Linked DNA regions of Homo sapiens: regions 1 and 2 are each linked to region 3. Evidence: read pairs that join two places in POLR2A ChIA-PET (ENCODE). Cell type or tissue: HepG2. All regions are shown on one strand.

Region 1 (8,000 bases), 72 kb after region 3:
CTCTTGTAGGCTGCACATGCTTCCCTAGAAACTTGTCTTCCCTTCTGCGATGTCACACCCCTAAGCTGGTCCTGAAAAATTGGACATCTCGTCACTCTGTATTCACTGTTCCTCCCAACAAGAGAGTTGTACCCTGTTTTTAGCTACCCTGGGGAGAGGCTGGCTCAGGAGTCTAGAACAGGGCTAGATTGGGGGGCAACAAGGGGCTACCATTTCCCTCCCTTTAGGCTCATGGAGAGTCTACATCCAGCCTTATCTTCTCCCATGGGAAACCAAAGGAGGCTCAACATGGTGAGAAGAGAGCATGACATCCAGAGCCAGGCAGCCTACAGCACCTGGGACCACCAGGGAATGGGCACACAGCAAGGGTTGGCCTCCCTTCTTGGGCAGTGGAAAAAGTCCTAGAAGGAGTCCATGCTTCTCCCACCAAACATGAGTACCTGCTGCCCTTGCCCTTGTGCTGAATGCCAAGGACCAAAGAAGATGCCTCCCCACCCAGTGTGGGAAATTCACAGGCAAGAGATGATATGTAGATAGTATGATATTGGGGAACACTTCTTGAAGAGCTGAGGTCTGAGATAGGCCTTAAAGGTTGGGTAAAAAATGGAAAGAGAGAAGCCCTGCTGAGGGCAGCTAGTGGCGAGCCATGAGATAAAGCAGGCATGGCACAAGCTCTCCTTCCTTTCTGTGCCAGGCTAGATTAGTCTCTCTTATGACCTACAGGCCCAGAACATGGTGACCAGTGGAAGCCAGCCCCCAGGCAAGTCTTCCAAGTGTGCTGTTAGGGTTTTTTTTTTTTTACTTTTGAGACAGAGATTCCCTCTGTTGCCCAGGTTGCAGTGTAGTGGCGCGATCATGGCTCACTGCAGCTTCAAACTCCTGGCTTAAGGAGTCTTCCCATCTCAGCCTCCTGAGTAGCTGGGACTACAGGCACATGCCACCTTGCCCAGCTAATTTTTTAAATTTTTTTGTAGAGATGGAGTCTCGCTATGTTGCCCAGGCTGGTCTTGAATTTCTGAGCTCAAGCAGTCCACCACCTCAGCTTCCCAAAGTGCTGGGATTACGGGTGTGAGCCACTGTGCCTGGCTGCTGAAGTTTTTGAAGACAGGGAGGCTGATGGGCTCTGCGCTTTGGCCTGGGACTTCCTGGATTGCCGTTATGTTGGAAGGGAGCCAGCCCTCCTCCTGGGCAAGTGTCCCCTCTCCGGTCCCTCTAGTGATGGTCTGGGACTTTGGTGAATTTCTAAAGCCTAATACAGAGAACGGACTGTAGAGTCAGACCTGTGTTTGAATCCTGGCTCTGCCACTGTCCTGCTGGGTGACCTTGGGCAAGTTATCTCCCCCTTGAGCCTCAGTGTTCTTATCTCTAAAATGGGGCAAAGTCACCCTGCCTTACACTTGAGACAGTGGCTCAGCCCCAGTCTTGAGATGCAGAGGCACTGGGTAGGTGTTCCCTCCCCTTATCCACAGTGTCTGGGCTGGGTGCTGGCATGGGGGCGCACACAAGGAGGGGACAGTAAGAGCAGCTTCACAAGAAGCTGAAGCCTATCTCCTTTGGTGCTCCTGTCCAGATAACATGGAGCCCATGGGCCCCTCGATGCCAGGACAGTCCATCAGAGTCTGGGAGATGAGGCTCCTCTTGTCCCAGGAATCTGCTCCTACCTGGGCTGAACATTCCTGTAGCTATTTCTCAGGGTTTGTGGGCCCCATGCCCATGGCCCTGGGTGTGCCTAGCTTAGTGCCACAGTAAACACTCACTCCATCCACCATGGCCCAGAGGGGAGATGAAGCCCAGTAGGACCTGACCTGTGGCCATCTGCCCCCCAGGAGTGGCCTGCAGTGCCATCCTCATGTACATATTCTGCACTGATTGCTGGCTCATCGCTGTGCTCTACTTCACTTGGCTGGTGTTTGACTGGAACACACCCAAGAAAGGTAAGTGCAAGGCCTCCCTTGCCCCACCTCTCATTCTAGGGATGCTCTTCCCCCTGCACAAGCTGAAGGGCCTCATCCTGAGTGCTGTTTCTTTTAACACCCACTTTGTGAAAAGCACTGGACTAGTCCTTTTGGGGGGAGGTTAAAAGCCCCTCAAAGGGCACTGTTCTGGTCCTGACAAGAGTTCACACTCAGTCGAGGGTTTGCATAACATGAAGGAATGAATGTGGAAAGGGGCCTGATGGGAAGGGGGCATGGTGCATGGGGTGATGGTCACCTGCTTGGGTTTCACACTGGCCCTGTCTTGTCTGCCTTGCCCAAATGTACCCCCACCCCCACCAACTCTGTATTTTATTCCCTGGAAGGTGGCAGGAGGTCACAGTGGGTCCGAAACTGGGCTGTGTGGCGCTACTTTCGAGACTACTTTCCCATCCAGGTAAAGTGCTGTGAGTGTTGTTTTGGGAGGGTGGGAATGGATGGGAAATCTGAACTCAGGCCTTAACCCACCCACAGGGAAGCAAGTTTAGACCAAGTTGGTCTCTTCATTTCCTTTCTACTGTGTCACTGGCTGTGCTGGGGACCCCACTGCTCTTCTGAGTATCCATCTTCTTTGGGCCAGCCCTGAGGTCCTGACAGGGAAATGGTGGCTCAGTTTGGCTTTCAGTCTCAGCTCTGTCTGGCCCCTGCCTGGTCTGCAAGCTGGGCTGGTGAGGCACAGCCATCTGGCCCTGATGCATGTGGGCAATCCTGGTGAATTGAGGATAACTCTGGCAGGATCCTGAAGGTTTTCCCCACAGGGGAAAGACCTGTCTGGCCAGCTCACTCCACACCCCAGCTCCAGCACACCCTAGCTGCTGAGTACCCTGCAGAAGGTAGGGGTGCTGAAGAGTGGAGGCAGCACGTGAATGTGAAAGAGTTCTGTGCAGGGTGCAGGGTGGTGTATATTTGCTGTTGTGAGTCAGTGACTGAGATCCTGGTGTGTTGCCTGGGGGCAGTGGCTGGGTAACCCTGCATCCTTCACTGCATTCGGTATTTTGGGGGTGGCAGGGCCAGCTCCTTCTGCTCATCCTTAGCCTAAGCCCAGTCTTCCCGGGACCTTCCTGCTCCTCAGGGTCAGCGTTCCTTCTCCTTTTCCTGACCCCATCTCTCTAACTGCAGAAAATTTGAAGCTGTTTTTGTTGGGAGAAAGTTGCATCATAGGACCCAACCCTCTAATTTTGGAGGTAAAGAAACTGAGCCTCAGAGATGGGCAGGACTTGTCCAGGCTGCATAGTCTAGTATGATGGCAACATTGCAACCACCATCCAGGCTTATTGAATTCAGGGCCCAGGTTCTTTTCCACTGATTTCCTACTGCCTGTTTCTCTGGGAGAGATTCAATCCCTGGATTTCCCCATTGGATTGATTCCAGCTTCCTGGGTCTCCCTCTCCCCCGTTGCTGCTGGAGATCTCAGTTTAAGTTCCTGCCCTGTCACTCCATTTATTAACCTGCCACCATTGCTCCCTGTCCAGTGCAGGGCTGTGCTGGGCATGGGGACACAAGTCAGCCCTGCCCTTGGGGTGTCTATTGCATCCTGATAGACTTTGTCACTTTCTGCCATGGGGCCATGGGCAGACTTTCTCAAGCCTGCTGAGCCTCATCTGCAAAATGGAGCTGTCTGTATGATGAAAAGTAATCAGTTCTGATTGGGTGGGAGTGATGATAGACTGTTCTTTCTGCTTTCTCTCTCACCTCAGGGGCCAGGCTCCAGTGTTCTCTGTTGCCACTGTGGCCTGGTCCTCTGGAAGTCTCCAGGAGGCCAGTAGCCCCATCCACTTAGAACAGGATGACCTGATGATTGTTGGTCAGACCTGGGACAGGCAGGTGTCCTTTGCTATCTGATCTCCACCCTTCCAAAAGAACCAAACAAACCCCTGTGTCCTTCTCACATCTCTGTTCCAAGAAGTCAGCTGGGAGTTGGAGCCTTAGGGCACATACAACCTGGCCCTGTGAGGGCTCCCTGGGGCACTAGGACAAAAGCCAAACTGGGCCCGAGGCAGGCTGGGGTGTTGAGCCTCAACCCGGGGCTTAGGCTGATCAACCCGGGGCTTAGGCTGAGCCTGCCTCTCTCCCTCTGGGCCTCAATCTCCCCTTCACTTGGCCTTGGTGATCTGACATCAGGTCTGACACTCTATGGGGGTGTGTGTGACCCTCCTGTCCCACCCCCTTTTCCTGGCCTCTTGCCAGTAATCATGTAATGAAGATCTGCCGCTGTACCCACCCGCCCACCTACTCCCTTCCTGGTGGGACTCTGGTCTTTGCTGCCAGAACAGCTCATCTGGCCCAGAGTGTATCCCTTCTGTTGGCACAGGTGGGGTTCTTGTGTTAGCAACAGCCACCGAGACCACCAGCCACCTGGAAGAGGAGCAGACAGTGCCCCACATCACCTCTCCCCAAAGTGTAGGCAGAATCCTTGGAGAGGAGACTAGGAAACACTCTCTCTAAGCTTAGAATCACCTGTCCATCTGCCTCATTTCACTGATAGGCTTACTGAGGCACAGAGAGGAGGGACTATCCCAAGGTCACAAAGCTTAAGTAGTAGCAGGACTAGTGTAGGAACCAGGGCTGTCTGCTTTGGGGCCCATGGTCTTACTCCTGTGTTACTTTCACCATCACCATGCCGTGCTGTGTAAACTTAAGCAAGCCTTTGCTCTTCTGTGGGTCTGAATTTTTTCCTCTATGCACTGCTGTGGTGGGACAAGCCTATCTGAGCACCTTGCCTCTCCTGGGAGGGAGGGTATAAAGAGTGACTTGATAGGAATGTGTCCCAGACTGACATTAGCGAGCAGGCCGGGCCTGGGCATCGTGTTGGGCTGGGACTTTGCCACGGGAAACAGGCAGCAAGAGGACACAAGAGCAGGCATGTCAACAGAACCTTCATTGGCGGTATCCTTCCCCTCCTTCCAGAACGGACATTCTCTCCAGCCCTGGGGGAGGGGAGTGTGACATGAAAACAGATCAGAGCTGGTCAGATGCCTACATTCTTCTGGGTCCTACAGCAAGGGCATTGACTTGCACTGTGTCCCAAGGCACCTCATTCAACCAAATGTCCCATCAGAGCCTTGGGGAGGGAGGAAATGATTTAAAGAGCCACCTGGGGCCCACTGGGTGACACATCTTCATCCAGCAGCCCAGGGAAAAGTGCAGCGACTGGCCTGCTCCAGATGTGCAGGATAATTTGCTGTGACCTCCACAGGGGAATTGCAGCTCCCTTTTCTAGGCCTCAGCTTCCCCCCGTCATCCAAGGAATGGCTTAGACCTTTCAGGGCTCTGCCAGCCCATGCAGTGCTGTGGGTTCCTGGTTATCGGCCCAGTGGGAAGGTCGGGGGAGCCATAGGAAGGGGACAAAAAGATGCTGCACGGCGTGATGGTCACCTGCCAGGGTAACTATCCCAGGCCTGGCCATCAGCTCAGGAGCAAGTTTCCAAGTTTCCCACCTGGTATTGGCTGCCCCAGCTCTTCCCTCAATGCCTGCCTGCCTTTTTCATCAAAACTAGCACAAGGAACTTTTTAATTCCAGCTTCACTGAGAGCTAACTTGGTGGGCAGACCTGCTTGTTAGGCAAAACATTGGAACAGCAATCTTAACAGAGCTCATGTAAACGAGATTTTGAGATCTGCTCGCTGCCCCGAGCCCCACTAGCTATGGATTAGACTGCTGCTGTTTCCCATTTATTTGGGGAGTAGCTGAGAGTTGGTTTGGTTTTTGAGCAACTTTAATCTGTTTGCCAAGGGCAAAGCGGGAGAAAGAGCATCAGTGCCCCAAGCAGTGGGGATGAGAGTGAGGGAGTCTTGCTCACATTTGCACAGACTGGCAGCGTCAGAGCTGGGAGTGGTGCCAGCCAGCCTTTTCCATCCCCTCTGTCACCTGAAGATTTGCATTTCAATTTTCCAAGGCCAGCCACCAGCACCCTCTCCCCCAGAGCTGCACACAAGTCCTTCAGCTCTGCCAGGAGGCTCCCAAATCTGGAGTCACAGAAAACCTGGGCTCTTGACATTCTGCTGGTGGCCAGTGACTCTGCTTCCAGCTGGCACCAGTGCAGGGAAGGGGCACTTTGCAGCACTCAGGTGGGAGTGTCATTGATGTCACCTCTTTTGAGGCAGGGCAGCCAAAAAGACCAACGTGTTCATTCCTTGTTATCCAGGAATTGTATTTCTAGAAGTTTGTTTCACAAAAGCAATCAGATATGTGGACAAAGATAAGGTATTTATTGAAGCATTACTTCTAAGAGGGAAATTTTGGAAGCTTTTAAAATGTCCATCAATCAGGGTTTGAGTCAGTGCTGTTACATGCATGAGAGCTGTGCTGTAGAATACAAATGCAGCCACGAGAAGATATGGAACTGAGGGATTTTGATAAGGACAGATAGCTGTATGTTTGGTAGAAAATGATATAAAAATGATATCAACCCATATAACCTCAATTTTGTGGGTTTTGAAAAAGAGCATGTATATTTTTGAGTAGAAAAAGGACTCAATGCGTCAGATGGTTTTATCTGGATGGAAATATTATGGATTTTTTAAATTTTCTTTTTGCTTTCCTATATTTTTAAAATTCTCTAGGAGTTTCTCTTCTTTTCCCTCTCCCCTCCCCTCCCCTCCCCTCCCCCTCCTCCGTTCCTCTCCCCTCTCCTCCGTTCCTCTGCCCTCTCCTCCGTTCCTCTCCCCTCTCCTCTCCTCTCCCTTCTCTCCTTTCTTCCTTTCCTTCTTTCCTTTCTTCTCACTCTGTCACTCAGGCTTGAGTGCAGTGGTGCAATCTCGGTTTACTGCAGCCTCTGCCTCCTGGGCTCAAGCCATCTTTCCACCTCAGCCTCCTGAGTAGCTGGGACCACAGGTGCGTGCCACCATGCCCAGTTAATTTCTGTATTTTTGTAGAGATAAGCGTTTCACCATGTTGCCCAGGCTGGTCTCAAACTCCTGAGCTGAAGCAATCCTCCCACCTTGGCCTCCCAAAGTGTTGGGATAACAGGCATGAGCCACCATGCCTGGCCCTATTATTTTTCTAATCAGAATAAAAATGATGTTTTTATGAGCAGAATACCCTTACTCATTGTCTCTCTCAGCCTCTTCCACCCCCATCACATTCCTTGTAACACAGGGTAGGTGTCACAGGCTTTGCCTCTCATGACTCAGGGTTTAGGGACACTGCATCACCCACCCCTTCAAGCACCAGCCCCAGGGCAGGAGGTGGGCCCTGAGGAAGCCAATCATCGTTTAGAGCATCCCAGTGTCCTTAGTACCACAGGTCAGGTCCTCAGCTGCTGCAGCCTTACAACTAACCTCTACCCCAGGCTGGCTGGCACAGGGCTGTCGCTTGTCCTGTCTTGTCCTTCCTGCCTTAGAACCTGAACTGAGCCCAGCTGACTGTGGGAAAGTTTCCATTTGGGCCAGCTGCAGTGTCCCTTTTCCAGGCCAGGGGAGTAGGAGGTGGGCTGCCTGTCTCATTCTGTGAGCTGTGGAGGAGCCCACAGAGCACAGGGCCAAGTAAACCCTACCTCCAAGGAGCTCACAGTTTGGAGAGACTGACAGTGGGGGCAGAGCTTGCAGCCAAGGCCCCGGTTGCCAAACTCAGGAACTTGGACTTTACTCACATGAAGCCAGACACACTCTCCAGTCTAAGAGTGACAAGGGTTGGATTTGAGTTTTAGAATAATCACTCTGGCTGTTGCGAAAAGGATGGGCCCAGAGGGAGGGAAGGCAGGAGGCTGGCAGAGTGCAAAGAAGAGCTGCTGTGTGCATGGCTGAAGACTGAGAGGAACAAGGGCAAACATTGCCCACCCCTTCCCAGAGACCCACAGTGCAAATGGTGACTGCCCAACACCAGCACTGTGGCCCTGGGGATGAGAGTCTGAGGTAAGGTGTGGAGATTCATTGCAGCCCTCAGGCCCATGGAGGTCCAGGGGAAATGACACATCCAATCCCTCCCTACCCTCCGGGTATGCCCCGGTATCCCTCTCCCAGCCAGTTTCCTCTGACCCAAGGTCATCCTTGCAGCTGGTGAAGACACACAACCTGCTGACCACCAGGA
Region 2 (8,000 bases), 63 kb after region 3:
GGGTCTGAGAACTGCTTGAAAGCACATGGGTTGCGGGGGTGGAATCCAGTCTCACTAGAACATCCACATGAGACTTTGAGCATGATATGGGCAGAGGAGGGAGCTCTCCTTTGCCAGGATATGTTCCTGAAGTCCAGGTGTGGGCTGGCGTGTTTGGTGGGGCCAGCGCTCAACAGCGTAGCATTGTAGAGATGATGAGGGACTGGGAGCCTGAATACCTTCTTTAAGTCCTGGCTCCCACACCCTGACCTCAAGCAAGTGATTTTGCCTCTTTGGGCTTCACCTCACCTCAGTTTCCTTCTCTGTGAAACAGGATTGCCAGTTCTCCCCTTGCCTACCTTCCCAGAGAGTGCTGTGGGACGGTGAAGCCCCACATAGGCGCAGGAGAAGGGGATTGCTTTCCGGGTGGTAAAAGAGCTGCTCTGGGCCTCTCTGGCAGCTCTACTCCCTCTGCCTTCCCCAAAGGTAGGAGCAAATGAGCTGTGTGTAAAGCAAGTGCTGCCTGGGAGCAGCCATTTGAGTCTTCTGTTGGGAATCTTCCCCTACAGCCTGTCTCATCTGCCCCCATAAAACAGAGACATCTGTAGGTAGCAGGGTTGTGTTCCCTTTATAGGTGGAGAAACTTGTACCTAGGGAGGGCAAAAGAGGCTCATCCCCCATCTCTGGGGTCAGTCCTCAGTGATGGGGCTGGTTTTGCCTCCTGCCAGGCAGCCCAGTCTAACTTGGGCATCCAGGCCTATAGCTGCCTCTGAGGCTGCTCTGGATTTGCTTATGGATTTGCTCAGCTATGCAGTAAACCTCTATGAGCCCCTCTTACCACAGATGAATCAGGTACCAAGTCCTGGCACCCATGCGTCACTGGCAGTGGGATGGCCAAGTAAAGTGACATTGGTGCTGTGGGAGTGTGCAGAGAGAGTGCAGATGTGGTGAGGGGGCAGATAGGAGCAGGGACTTGGCTGGATGCTGAGGCTCCCTGGTGGCCCCACCCAGGAGTCAGGAACAGTCAGACTGGGTGTGAAGGTGGTGGCATGTGGTGGCATCTGATTGCAGCATCGGCATCCCCACCAGCTTCTGCTGGACTCCTCCCAGCCACAGCTGGGGCAGAGGAAGTACTGACAGCCAGGTGGCAAGGACTGGCAGTGTTTTGGGGGTGCCCAACTGAACCCTCACTTCCCATCTGCCTGAGCAACGGTACCAGAACTACTGCAAGATGGTAAGCTCTAGGTCCCAAATACCCTGACAGGAGTCCTCAGGAGGGTGGGTGCCAGAGATCACAGACTTCACCCTCCTTACCCCCATTTCATAGATGGGGAAACTGAAGCCCAGAGAGGTGAGGAGACTTAGCATGGGAGTTGGTGGCAGAGCTGGGTCTAGAAACCCAAGTCCTGCTGCCACTCTACCTGCTGTAGAAGATGCCTGCTCCTGACCCACCCCTCTGAAGGAAAACAGATCATTCATTTCTCCCCTTCCCCTTCCAGCTCCCCACCACTGCCCCCTGCTTTGTTGTGGGGAGCAGAGAGAAGGAACTTGGGGACATGCAACATCGGAGCAGATGCAGGCCTGAAGGTTGGGCCTGAATTGGGTTCAGCTTTGCCAGCATCTGGCTGAGTGACCTTGACCCGGTATCACCATCAAAATAGGGTGTTGGTGCCAAACTCACAGGAGTCCAAGTGCCTGTGCAAGGGCATGGAGGGTCTCCCAAAGCTTTATGGGCCTCTTGTGCATCATACCTTTCACTCAGCCCTGCATGGAGGGAACTCCGGGGGCCTGAAGAGTGGCCAGAGCACCTCCTTGGGGCTGGCCTGACAGGGCACTGGGGATCCAGATATGGATCAGACCCAGGCCTGGCCTTCGGGCAGCTTCCAGTGTGATGGAGAATCAGCTTGTAATCAGCAGTTAGAACAAGGCCAGAGGCTGTGGGAACCCTGAGGAGGATGCTCTTTTGTTTCTCCATTGTGCGGGTCTGACTTTATCTTCAAATAGGTTATTTCTGTGGGTGGCAAGATAGCCCCTGGCAATTCCAGGCCTGCATAGACCTTAGTGTTTATCATCCCAGAGAAGGAAAGGCCTTCTCTTTCCAAAGGCTTCCTGGAAGACTGCTGCCTTATCACCATCTCTGGGTTTTGAAGGATGTATTGCTTTATCTCATTATCAGGGAATCATCAGGTAAGCAAAGCAGGGAAGGGCCTCTGCCTAGAATATTTCTGAGGTGGACTGGGGGCTCCCACTGGCCCGGGGTTCAGCATCCATGGCCAGGCCAGCTCCCAGGCCACGGCCTCCATGGTCAGCCAGGTTGGGATTGCCTGAGAGGGCCTGGGCCTGAGAAAGCAGAGGTGCAGTCCTCCCAGCTTCCCTCTCCAGGAGCCTCCCAACTCTAACGCCCACGGAAGCACTTGCCATTTGGTATTTGGGACTTAGAGCTCACCACCTTGCAGCAGTCCCGGTACAGTTGCCCAGGCAGATGGGAAGTGAGGGTTCACTTGGTAGACTGCATTTCCCACTTGTTGGCAGAGCGAGCTGTGGGCGGTAGTTGGGGCTGGATAAGGCAGGGTGAGAACCGAACCAGCAGTGTGGGAAAAGCCTGAGCCTGCAGACCCACCTTGCTGCGGGACTTGGGAGACTCCCGCAGGCCCTCAATTTCCAGTCTGTATAACGGGGTGAGGGTTGAACAAGATGGCGTGCGTTTCCTGCGCTATGACTTTACCTAATTTTAAGACACCTAATAAGCTTAGCAGAGAGATTTGGATTAGGCACGATGAAGAATTTTTAGGTCTTCTCAGTTGTTTCAGTTGGGGATATGTCATCAGTGAAATTTCTATACTCCTCCTCCAAGCTGCATGGGGGCTGGCCCTGGCGTCAAGGTAGGGAGCTAGATAAGTTGACTCCCAGCATGCCTCTTCCCTACGCACCCCTCAAACCACTGGCTTCAGGGGCCTGTCTGCAACGGGAAGCAAGTCAGCCACGAGAAGGCATGCTTTGCCTTTTTTTCCTGCCAAATAGAAGGTGGTGTTCCCCGGTGCTGTGTCTCACCCCAGCCCCTACCTGAGTGTTTGGACTGAAGCATTTATAGTGGTGTTTCTCAGACTTAATCACCTGGGGATCTTGTTAAAATGCAGATTTTGATTCAGTAAATCCAGTCTGGAGCCCAAAGTCCTGCATTTCTAACCCGCTCCCAGGTGATGCTGATGCTGCTGTTCCCAGACCACGCTTTGAGTAGGAAAGTGCTAGAGTACATTTTGTCTTCTGTCTAGCCAGGGCATCCAGCCTGCCTCAGATGGAACAGGAACTCACCTGCCACTTAACCAGCCTCCGGTGGCCATGGCTCCTGCTTCACTTCATCCAGCATGGCTCAGGAGGCAGAGCCAGCTGCTGGAAGATGACTTGTCCAGCCCCAGCCCTTGGATCAAGGGTTCAAGCCTGTGCTTGGACTTCACTTCCCTCCCTTATATACTCACCCAGTCCTGTCCCACTTGTAGGTGAAGGTGAAAGGTTATGAGACCCTCAAGGATAAGCATGTGATGAACTCATCTGGCCAGGTCCCACTGCTGGGCAGGTTGACCAGGCCCTGAGCATGACCCTCCGACTGTGTCCTGTGTACAGAGCCTTTGCACTCAGAGCTGCTCTGGGGAAAGGGGAGGTCCTCTAAGCAGGGTCAGGAATGCTGGGTTTCAGTCCTGGCTCTGCCGCCTACTGCCTGGGTAGCCCTGGGCTAGTCAGTGCCTGTCTCTGGTCCCCAGTCTCCCTGGCTGTCCAATTAGGCTATACTGGATGACCCCAGAGGGCTCTCAGGCTCTAAGATGGGTTGCTGGGCAAGTCTGGAGGTGGGAAAGTCCTATGAAGGTAGGATTTTTGTAAAGGGGGCGAAGGAGCAATTATGAGGCAGACCTCTGGAATGGCTCTATGGCCCAGCCTCTTTATTTGCTTTTGTGAGTTCACATCCTGCCGCCTCCACCCCAGTTATGCCAGTGGTGTTATTAGATGCTACTGAACACCCAATTTGTGCACTGAGGATGTGGCAGTGAACCCTGCAAGCTTGCCTGGGGTCACATAGTGAGTAGAACCAAAGTCTGAACCTAGGTTTGACTCTTCTGCTAAACTAAGCCCTTTCCCTCTGATGCATCACACCAGGGAAAGGGGCCATCTTGAGGCCTAGCATTTCCTTCCTTCCTCCTAAAAGTCAAAGCAGTTGTTAACTTTCAGCTCATAAGGGTAGATATCTTTCTAAACTCTGCTGTGGCTTTGTTGCTTTGCAGATTTTGAAGAAAAGCAAAGGCTTGAGTGTAGGCCCCTAAATCCGTCTTTCTCCCTGCTCCCAGCTTGTAGGCTCAGTTGAAAGGTCATGAGACCCTCAAGGACAAGATTGTGACTAACTCATCTGTGCTCTGGGTCTTTCACAGAGCAGATGGTATGAAGGAATATTTAATGGGCACACAGTAGGTGCTTGGTGAAGATGTGTTGAGCAAAGGGCATGTAGTGGGGGTTCAGCAAAGAGGGGTTTGAGGTGGCCCACTTCTTCAGCTGCCGGAAGGAATGGGGTATGGGTGAGGAACCTTCACCCATGCTCTTCCCCAGTGCTGTCTCCTGCAGTCACCAGGCTTCCTGTCCCTACTGCCCATCAGCTGCTGGAGTCCAGGGTGTCATCCTAGGGGCACCAAGCCAATTAAGTGGGCACATCTCGTCCTAACTTCCAGGCTTGGCACTTGATTGATAGTGAACATAATTACAGCCCTCAGTGTCCTTCAGGCTGCCTGAAGCTCACTGGCTACTGGGCCCTTTGGGGAAGCAAAGGCTCCCACCTTACTCCTTTCTGGGCCCCACGCTTTGGGCACTGAGATGAGGCTGAACATTTACATCTCTCTGAAAGTGGTAGTGGTGTGGGGAATCAGTGGTGTTGGGGGTGGGGGCAAGAGGGTTCAGCTCCTTGGAGAAGGGGTATTAGTCTGGGACATACAGAAGGCAGAGCAGGGATTGGGGATGCTCAAAGTACACTTGGAGAAAAAAAACCATTGCAAATTGGATGTTGAACCTCTGTCCTTGGCCTCACAGACAGATAGCAAAATTAAATATTTGTACTAGATTCAGATAAGGGACAGGAGTTTGACTGGGGTGGAGGGGATGGGAGAGAACTGGCAATTATGAGAGACTTCCCAAGGCCTAGCCCTTGGACTAGCCTCTTTAGATACTTCATGTGGTCTCCAAAATGACCCCGAGTGCGATACCATTCCCATTGTGTATCTATAGAAACCAGGGCACAGGGGAGCATGCAGACAGCCCAGAGTTACAAAGCCATGAGGTGGAGGGCTAGGATCTGAACCCAGGTCTGTCTGATTCTATAGCTGATGCTCTTCTCATATCTAGAAGGGTACCTGTGGGAGGTGAGGTTTGTACTGGGGACCCCATGACTGGAGAGAAGGGTGACAGTGGACTGACATCTTCCCTCTGCTGTAGGCACTGGATCCAGCATCCTCTCCGCCCTCCAGGACCTCTTCTCTGTCACCTGGCTCAATAGGTCCAAGGTGGAAAAGCAGCTACAGGTCATCTCAGTGCTCCAGTGGGTCCTGTCCTTCCTTGTACTGGGTAAGCTGGGCCTTAGAGGGAGGGCAGGTGGGCAGGCAGTGTCCACTTCCCCAAAAGAGGTAGAGCAGGAGCCCTGCTCTACAGGGGTGAGGGAATAAGAGTAACTCTTACACATGCTGCCCCACAGCACCTTTCCACATCTATCTTTTGGGTCCCAGATCAAGTGCTCTACCCCTCAGCATGCATGAAGATTCAGCAAGATTCAGTGGGAGGTGGTGTGATAGTTCCCATTTACAGATGGGAAACCTCAAGTCTTAGAGAAGATAGGTAACTTGCCCAAGGTCACACAGATTTGAATCCCTGTCTACAGGACCCCCAAAGCCTGTGCCTTTCCCACAATGCCACCCTGCCCACCAACAGACATTTTCCAGCAGGTATGTTACTTTGCCTTAAGGTGGTTTGGTGCCAGGTTTAAGTCCTGAATCTCCTGCAGACAAGCTCTGTGACCTTACACAGGTTATTTGAGCTCTCTGAGTGTTAGTTTCCTCATTTTGAGTGTGAGGAAAGTGCCTGCTTCACATGGCTTTTTTGAGGATTGAAGATAAGAAATGAGAGCACCTGGCACAGGGCCTGGTCATGATGGGCCCCCATTACATGGGAATCATCGGGAGGTGCCCTCAGACCCCACTCCCAGCCCACACCCATCCTCAGCTGAGCACATTCCCCAGGTGCTTCCCGAGGCCTGCTCCCTGCTATCTCTCAGCACAGCCCACATCGGTGCTTTGGTTGCTTTTTCTGCAGGTCTGGCTAGATACCCTCACTCCTTAGGTTGCCATCCAGGCCAGGGGCAGGACAACACGAATGTCTGAGGGGAGGGAAGAAGCCTCTTGTTTTTCCCCAGACCCCTGTGCTCTCAGCATAGCAGGTAGCTTCCTCAGCACGTCAAGGCAGATGAACCTGCTCCAGAGCATCACAGAGTGCATTCCAGTGCCTGTGAGCCAGTCCCTCTGGGCAACCCACTCTTCGGGACTGTATAGGCTGGTAGGGGATCATCAGGACTTACCATGTCAGTGCTGAGCAGCTGTCCTTCAGGCAGGTGCATGGGGCGCTCTGAGACTGAGACCATGTTTGCAGGGCCAAGGGATAGAACTTCACAGGTGAGAAAATGCAAATTCACAAAGGTTCATCAACTACCTGCTACTGTGAAGCTCATTAAATGGCAGAGTTGGGATTTTAGCAGAAACTCAGTGCATTCCCCAGGGAGCCCACATTCCTGGAAGCCCAGAATTAGTGAACTGGGGCTGAAACAGCCAGTCTTCACCTTTAGGCCCAAGAACGGGCTTTGAGTGGGGGGATCCATGAACCCTTAAAATTAGATGCAAGATTATATATGAGTATGTGCACATTTTTCTGGGGAGAAGGGCCATAGCTGTCCTCAAAGTCTTACAGGGACAGGTAGCCTCAAGAAGACAAACACTGGTTGGAAGAACTGAGCAAACTAAACAGTCTCCCTCAGGACTCAGACCCCTAACATGGCTTGCATTTGGCCACTTACTAGAATCCTAGAGTAGTGAGCACAGTGTGACCCCTTCTTGTTAAAAAAGGAAGTGGAGGCCTGGCGAGGATGGAGCCTTACTTGGGGTCACATGAGAAGAAAGTACTGGGACCAGGACAAGAACCCAGGGACTCCAGCCTCCCAGACCCCCTGCCTAGTCTGCTACACCAGCTCTCTTTGTTCCCTGTTGCACCCCAAAGCTACCACTATCCCTGTCTTAATGGGTCTGGGCCTGGCTGGTAGGGAGCTGAGCAGCTTGTAGAACACCAGCTCACGCAGCATGTGATGGGGACTGGCCCCAGGCTATAGGTTAATAATTGATCAGACCCAACCACAGCCCAGAAACCGGCCCAGCATCTTCTCAACACCCTCGCCTGGCCTCACCTCGCCTCGCCTCGCATAGGTGGGAACCTGGCCTCGTTGGACAGGCAGATCTCCTGAGCTACTGCTAATTACTGCCCTCAGCAGCCCCAGCCACTCCTTCCCTCTGCCTCTCAAACCTGCTGGCAGAAGCTCACCTGGCAAGCAAAGACCGTGGTGGCCCTGTTGGTCTCTCCCTGGACCAGAGATTTTTCACCACTTTGTGCCATGGAACCCTCTGTCATTTTGATGAGGCCTATGCCCTTTCTCAGTGTTTTAGAGTATTTAATACAAGGTGCATTGGATTTCAAAGGAAACTACTGATAATAAAATATAAATATCTATACATTAAAAAAGCTGATTAGACATGTAGTAACAGGTGCCTTTTTATTACAGTAAATAAAAAGATCTAGCAGCACATGTAATAATTACTATAGTTCTTAAGTAGTGATGAGAAGAAATGATTTTTTTTAAGATATCTGCAACTGCTACAAAGTTATATGAAAATACCTTTGTTATTTATTTGTGTCATAAGTACTGCTGATAATTCTGTGATTTATTATATTGG
Region 3 (8,000 bases):
ACAGCCCAAATGCCTGTCAGCGTCCAAATGGACACTTTGTGGCATATTCACACAATGGAATGCTATACAGCAATGAAAACAAAGGCAATACAGGCACATATGATGTCTCAAAAGAGTATACACTAAATGATTCAGTTTTCATAAAGTTCAAGAACAGAGATGAGGATGGTGCTGAGCTACAGGGAGGAGAGCAGTGACTGGCAAGGCCAGAAGGGGTGCTAGGTAAGTTCTGTTTGTCGATCAGAGTGGTGATAACTTTCACTTTGTGAAAAGACATTTCTCTGTCCGCTTAGGATTTGTGCATTTTTCCGTATGTATGGTATACGTCAATTTGAAGTTGACATTTAAAAGGAGGGACTTAGAAGAACTGATAGGACATGGTGACTGGTAGAGGTGGATGGAGAAGAACAGAAGGGATCTAGTGTGACTCAGGTTTTGGCCTGAGCAACTGGGTAAATGGCATTACCCTTTACTGAGATGGGAAAGAGCAGAGGAGGAGTCAGTGGGGCAGAAGGGAGGTGGGGGAGGGAATCAAGTTCACCTTTAGACATGCTACGATGGAGGTGCCTATCAGGCATTCAAGTGAAGATGTCAAGGAGCCACCTAGAGATTCAAGTTTAGAGCCCCAGGGAGCAGAGCTGCAGATGCAGATTTGGAAGTCTTTGCTGTGTAAATACAATGCAAGGTGTGAGCCTGGATGAGATCTCAGAGAGCAGAAACTGGAGAGAAAAGAGAAGTCCCGAGGATGGAGTGGAGGAGGGGGACTCGAACAGCTGGCCTGGTGAAAGACGAGAGGCACAAAGGGAGCAGCCAGAGAGCTAGGAAGAAAACTGGGAGAGCATAGTGTCCAAAGGCCAAGTGGTTTCAAAGAAACGGGAATGATCAACCATATCTAATGCTGCCAATAGGTCAGGATGAGATCTGAGAATTGATTACTGGATTTAACATCATGGAGGTCACTAGGGAACTTGCCAAGGGCAGTTTTGTGGAAGGGTGATACCTGAAGTGTGGACCACCATTTGTGGTACCACAGATGGGAGGTGAGGACAGGAAGGCATGAAAGATAGCTCTTCCGAGAGTTTGCTGTGTGAGTGAGCAGAAAAATGGGGCAGGAGGTGGAGGACACAGTGTGGGTGGGGATTTTTAGGTGGGAGTTAGTACAGCATATGTGTGGAGGGGGAACAATGGACAGGACAAGGTTATCCTATCCATTGACCTTGGGGCCAGGTCATTGAATAGGTGGGAAGGGGGTGAGATTGCATATGCTTGGGGCTTCACCTGCCTAGTTATAGGAAGGACAAGATTTAAGCAATTGGGGAAAGGCAGCCATGCAGATAAGGCATTGCCTGAGAAAGTTGATAAAGGCTATACAACCCCTTCTCTTCCTCCTTCCTTAGCCAGGCTCCAGCAGGTAGATTCAAAGGTTTCTTGTAGGATAGAATTTCCTGCCTCAGCAGGGGCAAGGAGGCCTTGGGGCTGGGCTGGGCTGGGCTGGGTGTGGCACTCTCCCTGCCAGCTTCTACAACCTGGGGAGGGAACAAAAACCTGTGGGTGCCTCAGACCACAGCAGAGCTCACAGAACCTGCGGGAGCCAGGCTGACCCGCCAGCATGGTAGAGTTCGCGCCCTTGTTTATGCCGTGGGAGCGCAGGCTGCAGACACTTGCTGTCCTACAGTTTGTCTTCTCCTTCTTGGCACTGGGTAAGTTGGGCTGCACTGTAAGACGGGAGACCACCGCACTCAGGTGGGGCAGAGCAGCCACACCAGGTGCACACAGCACATTGATGGTGGCAAGACATTTATCCTAAAGGGGGCTTTGTTGCGCTCAGAGCCCCTGCCCAGAGAGAACTCCTGGGCCTGCCCAGAGGCTTCTTGGGGGTGGAGTGGGGTAGAAGTCACCGTCTGCTGCTCTGGGCAGGTTACTTACTCTTCCTGGCTTGCACTGTGGGTTCTCCTTTGGCACTTGGATGAAGACCAGTCTGCAGGCTGCCAAGTGGTGTGGGAAAGCCTCTGGGCGATGACGGGAAAGTTCTGGGCTCTGCAGCCTGCTCAGAGAGGAGAGATTTCCTTCTGTGCGCTCAGGGAGGAGGAAACTGGGGCTGGTAGTAGGGTAAGTGAGAGAAACAGGGAAAGAAAAGAAGGGTGGGGAGAAGGTGCAGACTGAGAGTGGACTGTGGAGTGGGCATGCTGGGTACCAGGAAACCCGGAGTCAGACTCAGCTGGGCAACTGACTTTAGCCAGCCCATGCCTGACCTCTCCAAGCCTCGACTTCACCATCTGCAGAACGGGGACAACAATGCTGGCCTTGCAGGGCTATTGTGAAGGAAATGAAGAAATGTGCTGACCTCTGCTTGGCACAGACCTGGCCTGGACCCTGGGCTGGGCTCACACTGGAGGGCATGAGCATGGCCCCTTACCCACCCCACCACTGATTTGTGGCCAGAGAGATCACCCTTGCCCAAACAATAGCTCTGCCAAAGGTAACATTTTCTAGGAGGGTCTGGATCTGTGGCTTGGGAAGGGAGAATGACTAGGAGTCCGTGGGGTTTTTCCTTTCATCTGCTGGCACCAGACAAGGTAGGAACTGCTGCTTCCAGGGCTGAGGTTCAGCCTGTACACAGATACCACTCTCCTGGTTGTTAAAATATTGACACACTCTGAACACATTGCTCAGTAGCCATCTCTCTTTCTCTCTCTCTCTCTCACACACACACACACACACACGTACTTCCTCAGAAACTCCCCCACAATTCTGTAGTGAAAAAACTCCCCCTTGGCAAAGCAGGCCCTCCAGGACCCTGCCCTAGCATCCCTTCTGGTTGAGCTGTGTCTCTGTTCTAAGGGTTTTTAGACATTTTACACATTCCTGTATACCCCCTTTGCACAGATGAGCCAAACAATCAAGGATTTGCCTCCAGTAAGGGCTGAGAAACCATCAGTCAGAGGGGAATTCCACACTAGGCCTGGTCTTAGCCCTGATGCACCCCTGATTATGGGGCGGCCAGGGGCTGGCCTCTTCCTCCCTCCCTCCTTTCAACAACAAACGTCACTGGTCACTGAAGGCAAAGGAATCAGAGCTCAGCAGGTTTGGGAACACTGTGTAGTTCAGAGTGGCCACAGACAAGAGGCAGGAGCGGGAGGGACAGGGCCAGCTCTGGGGCTCCTGGAGGCCAGGCTGAGCTACTTGGACTGTGCCCAAAGTTATGGGGAAGTCATGAAGGGCTTGAATAAGGGGAGGCACCTGGCTGGATTTATCTCTGGGAAAATGGGGCAGAGGATGAACAGAAAGAGAGCAGGAAAGGGTCTCCCTTTGCTCTGAGATCCCAAAAGATGGAAACTAGAACAGTTTATCCAACCAGTTGTCCCCATTGATTGAGCACTTAATGAGTACAAACAACTCTCCTGGGGAGAAGGAGGACAGGCAGGGGATGGAGTGAATTAGGCGGCCTGGTGCAGTGGGAGAAAGTGAGCTTTGGAGTTAGGCCTACCTAGGCTCAACGCGTGCTCCCAGTGACACTGGGCTGGCCGTAGTCCCTCTCAGGGACTTTGTCTCCTCTTTGAATGCCCCGGAAGCTGCTGTCTTCCTCCTGGGCCCGAGGATTGGACAGGACAGTGCTGCTAGTGCCAGGCCTATGGGCAGAGTTCAGTCTGAGCAATCTCACCTGCCTTCCTCTCAGACCCCTGTCCCTGACAGCTCCTTCTTCCCTCCCCAGCCGAGATCTGCACTGTGGGCTTCATAGCCCTCCTGTTTACAAGATTCTGGCTCCTCACTGTCCTGTATGCGGCCTGGTGGTATCTGGACCGAGACAAGCCACGGCAGGGGGGCCGGCACATCCAGGCCATCAGGTGCTGGACTATATGGAAGTACATGAAGGACTATTTCCCCATCTCGGTGAGTATTGAGGCTGGTTGGGGTTGGGGAGGGAGTTGGCTGGGGTGTGGTCAGGGCCAGAGTGCCGACGTCTCCATGGGAGAATATGGCCCTGCATGCACTGAGGAGGGTACTGGGCTGGGAGGCAGGAGCTAGGGCTTCCGCTACTATGTGACCTAGAGAAGAGTCCAGCTTCTCTCCGATCATGGTTTCGCATCTGCAGGGATGCGGGGCCAATATGTGGATTGATGGATGTCCAGCATTTGAAGGAGTTCTGTGGGTTATATGGTGTGAGGCATGCCTATGTATCTTAAAGGCACAAACCCATCAGCAGCCCAGGCTTGGGAGTGAAGGTAATAAACTTACAGGTTCTAAGGACCATCTAGCCTCACACTTAACATTCATCAGAAGAGGAGGCTGACACCCAGAGATGGAGGAAATGTCACCAAGGTCACACAGCAAGTTCTTTTACAGATTTCCAAGTGTGTACACTGACTGTGGGCAAAGGGACAGAGGAGAGAGCCCTGAATTGTTCTCAGATCCTACCCTGACCCTAACTCTGGCATGTGGTATATCTTTGGGCAAAGCTTTATCCTGTTCTGAGGCTCAGTCTCCCCATGTATCTAGTAAGTACACTGATTCCTCCTCCTCTGCATGCCTTCAAATCTCTGGCTTTCCGACTCCTGTCACCTCGTGGTCATTGTGGACGCTGGGCCCTGGACTTGAAGTTGTGTCCAGAGCAGAGCAGATCCCTGGATTTGAGTGAGCAGATCTTTCGGCTCCTTCAACGGAATCCCAGGCAATTTAAAGCCTTGATCTATGCAGCCAGGCAGTGATGGTTTATTGGCCAGAAGGGATAGGATGGGGAAGGCAGTGGGGACGCAGAGAAGGGACAGGCAGGGGCAGTTGGCCCTCCTCTGGAAGCAGGAGAGAAGAAAGGGGTAAGATATGGCCCGTGGAGACAGGCAGACTAGATTCTGATCCCAAGTCTGCCCCATACCATATCAGCTGTATGATCGTAGGTAAGTTGGTCTCTCTGAGCCTCAGTTTCCTCATATGTAAAATGGGGATAATGACACATACCTCACTGGGTTGTGTAGATTCAATGAGACAAAGCAAGTAAAGCACTTTGTAGGTTTTCTTTTTTTTTTGAGATGGAGTCTCGCTCTGTCACCCAGGCTGGAGTGCAATGGCACGATCTCAGCTCATTGCAACCTCCACCTCCCAGGTTCAAGCAATTCTCCTACCTCAGCCTCCCGTGTAGCTGGGGCTACAGGTGCCGGCCACCACACCTGGCTAATTTTTGTATTTTTAGTAGAGACGGGGTTTCTCCATGTTGGTCAGGCTGGTCTCGAACTCCCGACCTTAGGTGATCTGCCCACCTTAGCCTCCCAAAGTGCTGGGATTACAGGTGTGAGCCACTGTGCCTGGCTAGCACTTTGTAGGTTTTCAGTAAACAGGTAGCTAGTATTATTTTACCTCGGCAGTGGGACTCTGAGGAAGTGTGGTCGTGACCTCGAGTCTGGGGAGGACTCTGAGAGCCCAAGCCCTGCTGCTCTGACCTCCACACCTACGTAACTTCTCCCACCCCGCCTGGGAACCCTACCTCTTCCTGTCCCATCAGAAACAAGGTCTCCAGCTTGCAAAGGGGGAGGGGTAGAGGAAACAAACCCACCAAAGTTAAGCAACTTGTCTGAATTATGGGAACGCAGGGTGGTTGGGGTTCCTGCCTTGCTCCCTTCTGAGAGTCCAGGGGCCCAAGAAGGACTAGCAAAGGCTGAGCCACAGCTGGAATGCAGGAGCCTCTAGCACTGCAGTGAGCAGGGCCTCCAGGGCAAAGGGCAATGGGGGTGCTGGGCAGACAGCGGGCAGCGGCTGGCAGAGACTGCCGTGCTCACGAAGGGTGGTAGATGTGGTAAGGCGGAACATGGTCTAGCCTGGGGGGCTCAGGATGGGGGCAGTTTCCCCTGCACCTCATATGTGTTTCCTGCAGGGCCCACTCCTGGGTCTTGTCAGCAAAGAAACTTAGGGCTTGCTGAGTTCTGGGAGCAGTCATGGACGTGTCAGAGGCAGAGTCCTCATCCCCACCCCAGGACCTCTGCACTTTGAGATTCACCTCCCTTTCCTGCCTCTCCTCTCTCCAGCCTGGGCTTCCTCTTCTGTGCCAGGAAGGTCAGAGTTTCCCTGGGAAAGTGTGCTGTGGCCAGCCTGGGGACGTGTGTGTGACATCAGGGACCAAGCCAAAGAAAACCTGAAGCAGGCTCTGGCCTCCGGGAGAGCTTCAGAGGTTCTGGCTCTGGTCTCACTTCCCACTCTTGAGCTGAATCCCAAGCTCACCGGGGGGGAAAGGAAAAGCAGCCTGAAAAGGCAAACACACAAGCACAGGCCCAGACACTTGCCGCAGGGTGAGTTCTGAGCCACAGCCTGACATTCAGCGCGGCTAAAGCAGAAGGCAGGCCTGCAGAGGAGGCTGGGGAGGCCCTCAGGTCAGAGGGTGGAGGCCATTGGAGGACATTCCGCAGGACTGGGACTGCTCACCTGAAAGTTCTCCCGGGGTGTCTTCAGCCAGCCCAATGGCCTCAAAGGACAGCATCTGGCCCTCTTTGCACCTGGAGCATTTCCATTTGCAGGTCTGGCAGAAATGCTGAGGCAGCTCTGCGCCTACCCTATCAACGTCCGTCCTTCCTGCTCCTTCCCCAGCCAGGTGGCTTTTGAGGAGGATATCTCAACCTTAGTACTGTTGACACTGGTGGGACACAGGCCTCGATTTGCAGAAATTCTATGTGCATCTTTTTGTTTCTTTGTTTTGGTTTTGTTTTTGTTTTTTTCGAGACGGAGTTTCACTTTTGTTGCCCAGTCTGGAATGCAGTGGCGTGATCTCGGCTCACTGCAACCTCCACCTCCCAGGTTCAAGCGATTCTCCTGCCTCAGCCTCCTGAGTAGCTGGGATTACAGGTGCCCGCCACCACTCCCGGCTGATTTGTATTTTTTTAGTAGAGACGGGATTTCACCATGTTGGCCAGGCTGGTCTCGAACTCCTGACCGCCCACCTTAGCCTCCCAAAGTGCTGGGATTACAGGTGTCAGACACTGCACCTGGCTCTGTGCACTGTTTTGTTTTTTGTTTTTTTTTCCAGGATCCTTCCTCACCGCAGGCCCTTTGCAGCACCATCTGCCGAGGGTGACAATGCCACTGAGTGGCCAGCAGAGGGCGAGATGATGTTCATTTTGACTATGTCCTAAGCTGGGCCTGTGGGGTGGGGCTGTGGCCTGTAGACGCTCTTTCCATAGACCCTCCCACCCTCCCACACGCCTTTACTGCCCAGGCCCCGCAGGGATCATGGGGTGAAGAGACAGTAGGGATCCTCATTCCTGGGCTCAAGCAATCCTCCTGCCTCAGCCTCCCAAGTAGCTTGGACTACAGACACGCACCACCACAACTTTTAAAAAAATGTTTGTAGAGATGGAGTCTCACTGTGTTGCCAGGCTGCTTGGCCTCCCAAAATGCTGAGATTAGAGGTGTGAGCCACCACACCTATCCCACACCTTTTAAATATACTGAAACCCTGAATGTCATACTTTAAACGGATGCATTTTATGGTGCATAAATTATATCAACTAAAAGCAATAGCAGCCCCCAGAGCCTAGTAACCTGGCTGTGCCCTTCTCCAGGCCCCACTGCCTACTGCACACCCAGCCTGCCAGGGCATGCACCCAGGCAGGATTTTCCCCAGACAGCCATCTATCTTCGCTTAGTCACACTCCCCTCGCCTAACAGAACTGAGGGAGGGAGACAGACCACAGCACTTCACAAACCTCCCCTCTTCTTTGTTTACCCCCCTTGAACCCTGTAGCAACCCTGCCAGGGAGGCGTTATCAGTGTCCTGTGGGACAGAAATAATTGAGCCACAGAGGGGACAGGGGCTTGGCAATGGTCATGTGATGAGCCAGCGGCAGAACCGGGGTCTCCTGACTCAAGGTTCTTTTTCCCACTAGTGGAACCCTGGTGACATGCCAGGATAGGATTGGGGTCAGGGAGCCTTCCTTCTGAGGCTGTACCAGCCTCATCCATTGGGCTCATTCCTTCCTTCCTTCATGCTATACCCTTTCCAGAGCATCTCCTCTGTTCCA

What was found. Peaks named below come from ENCODE experiments on the same cell type or tissue, not always from the same donor. Only the 100,000 strongest peaks of a DNase experiment are listed, where the experiment ranks them.
Region 1: POLR2A ChIA-PET joins it to region 3 with 10 read pairs; 3 of 35 experiments call an interaction of 5 or more read pairs at or near these places.
Region 2: POLR2A ChIA-PET joins it to region 3 with 22 read pairs; 4 of 35 experiments call an interaction of 5 or more read pairs at or near these places.

What each region holds. Positions count from the first base shown.
Region 1 is chr11:75,788,362-75,796,361 of GRCh38, forward strand. DGAT2 (diacylglycerol O-acyltransferase 2) reads left to right here. Exons shown (of 8, transcript NM_032564.5): 3 at 1,827-1,934; 4 at 2,300-2,370; 5 at 7,967-8,000. Among named protein-coding and RNA genes, the nearest start is that of UVRAG-DT, 22 kb to the right of the region's middle. In HepG2, no CTCF peak of the experiment used is centred here; DNase peaks (open chromatin) are centred at 4,810 and 7,620.
Region 2 is chr11:75,779,170-75,787,169 of GRCh38, forward strand. It overlaps DGAT2 (diacylglycerol O-acyltransferase 2), which reads left to right. Exons shown (of 8, transcript NM_032564.5): 2 at 5,449-5,577. Among named protein-coding and RNA genes, the nearest start is that of DGAT2, 14 kb to the left of the region's middle. RefSeq lists an enhancer at 2,243-2,809 and a silencer at 7,275-7,569. In HepG2, no CTCF peak of the experiment used is centred here; DNase peaks (open chromatin) are centred at 3,622, 3,962, 5,092 and 7,372.
Region 3 is chr11:75,716,280-75,724,279 of GRCh38, forward strand. MOGAT2 (monoacylglycerol O-acyltransferase 2) reads left to right here and starts at 1,559. Exons shown (of 6, transcript NM_025098.4): 1 at 1,559-1,700; 2 at 3,713-3,891. The coding sequence starts at 1,610. LOC105369392 (a long non-coding RNA gene) reads right to left here and starts at 2,006. Exons shown (of 3, transcript XR_950316.4): 1 at 1,927-2,006. In HepG2, a CTCF peak has its summit at 7,071 (motif pointing right); DNase peaks (open chromatin) are centred at 2,612, 3,572, 5,652, 7,102 and 2 weaker places; H3K4me3 peaks cover 3,604 bases.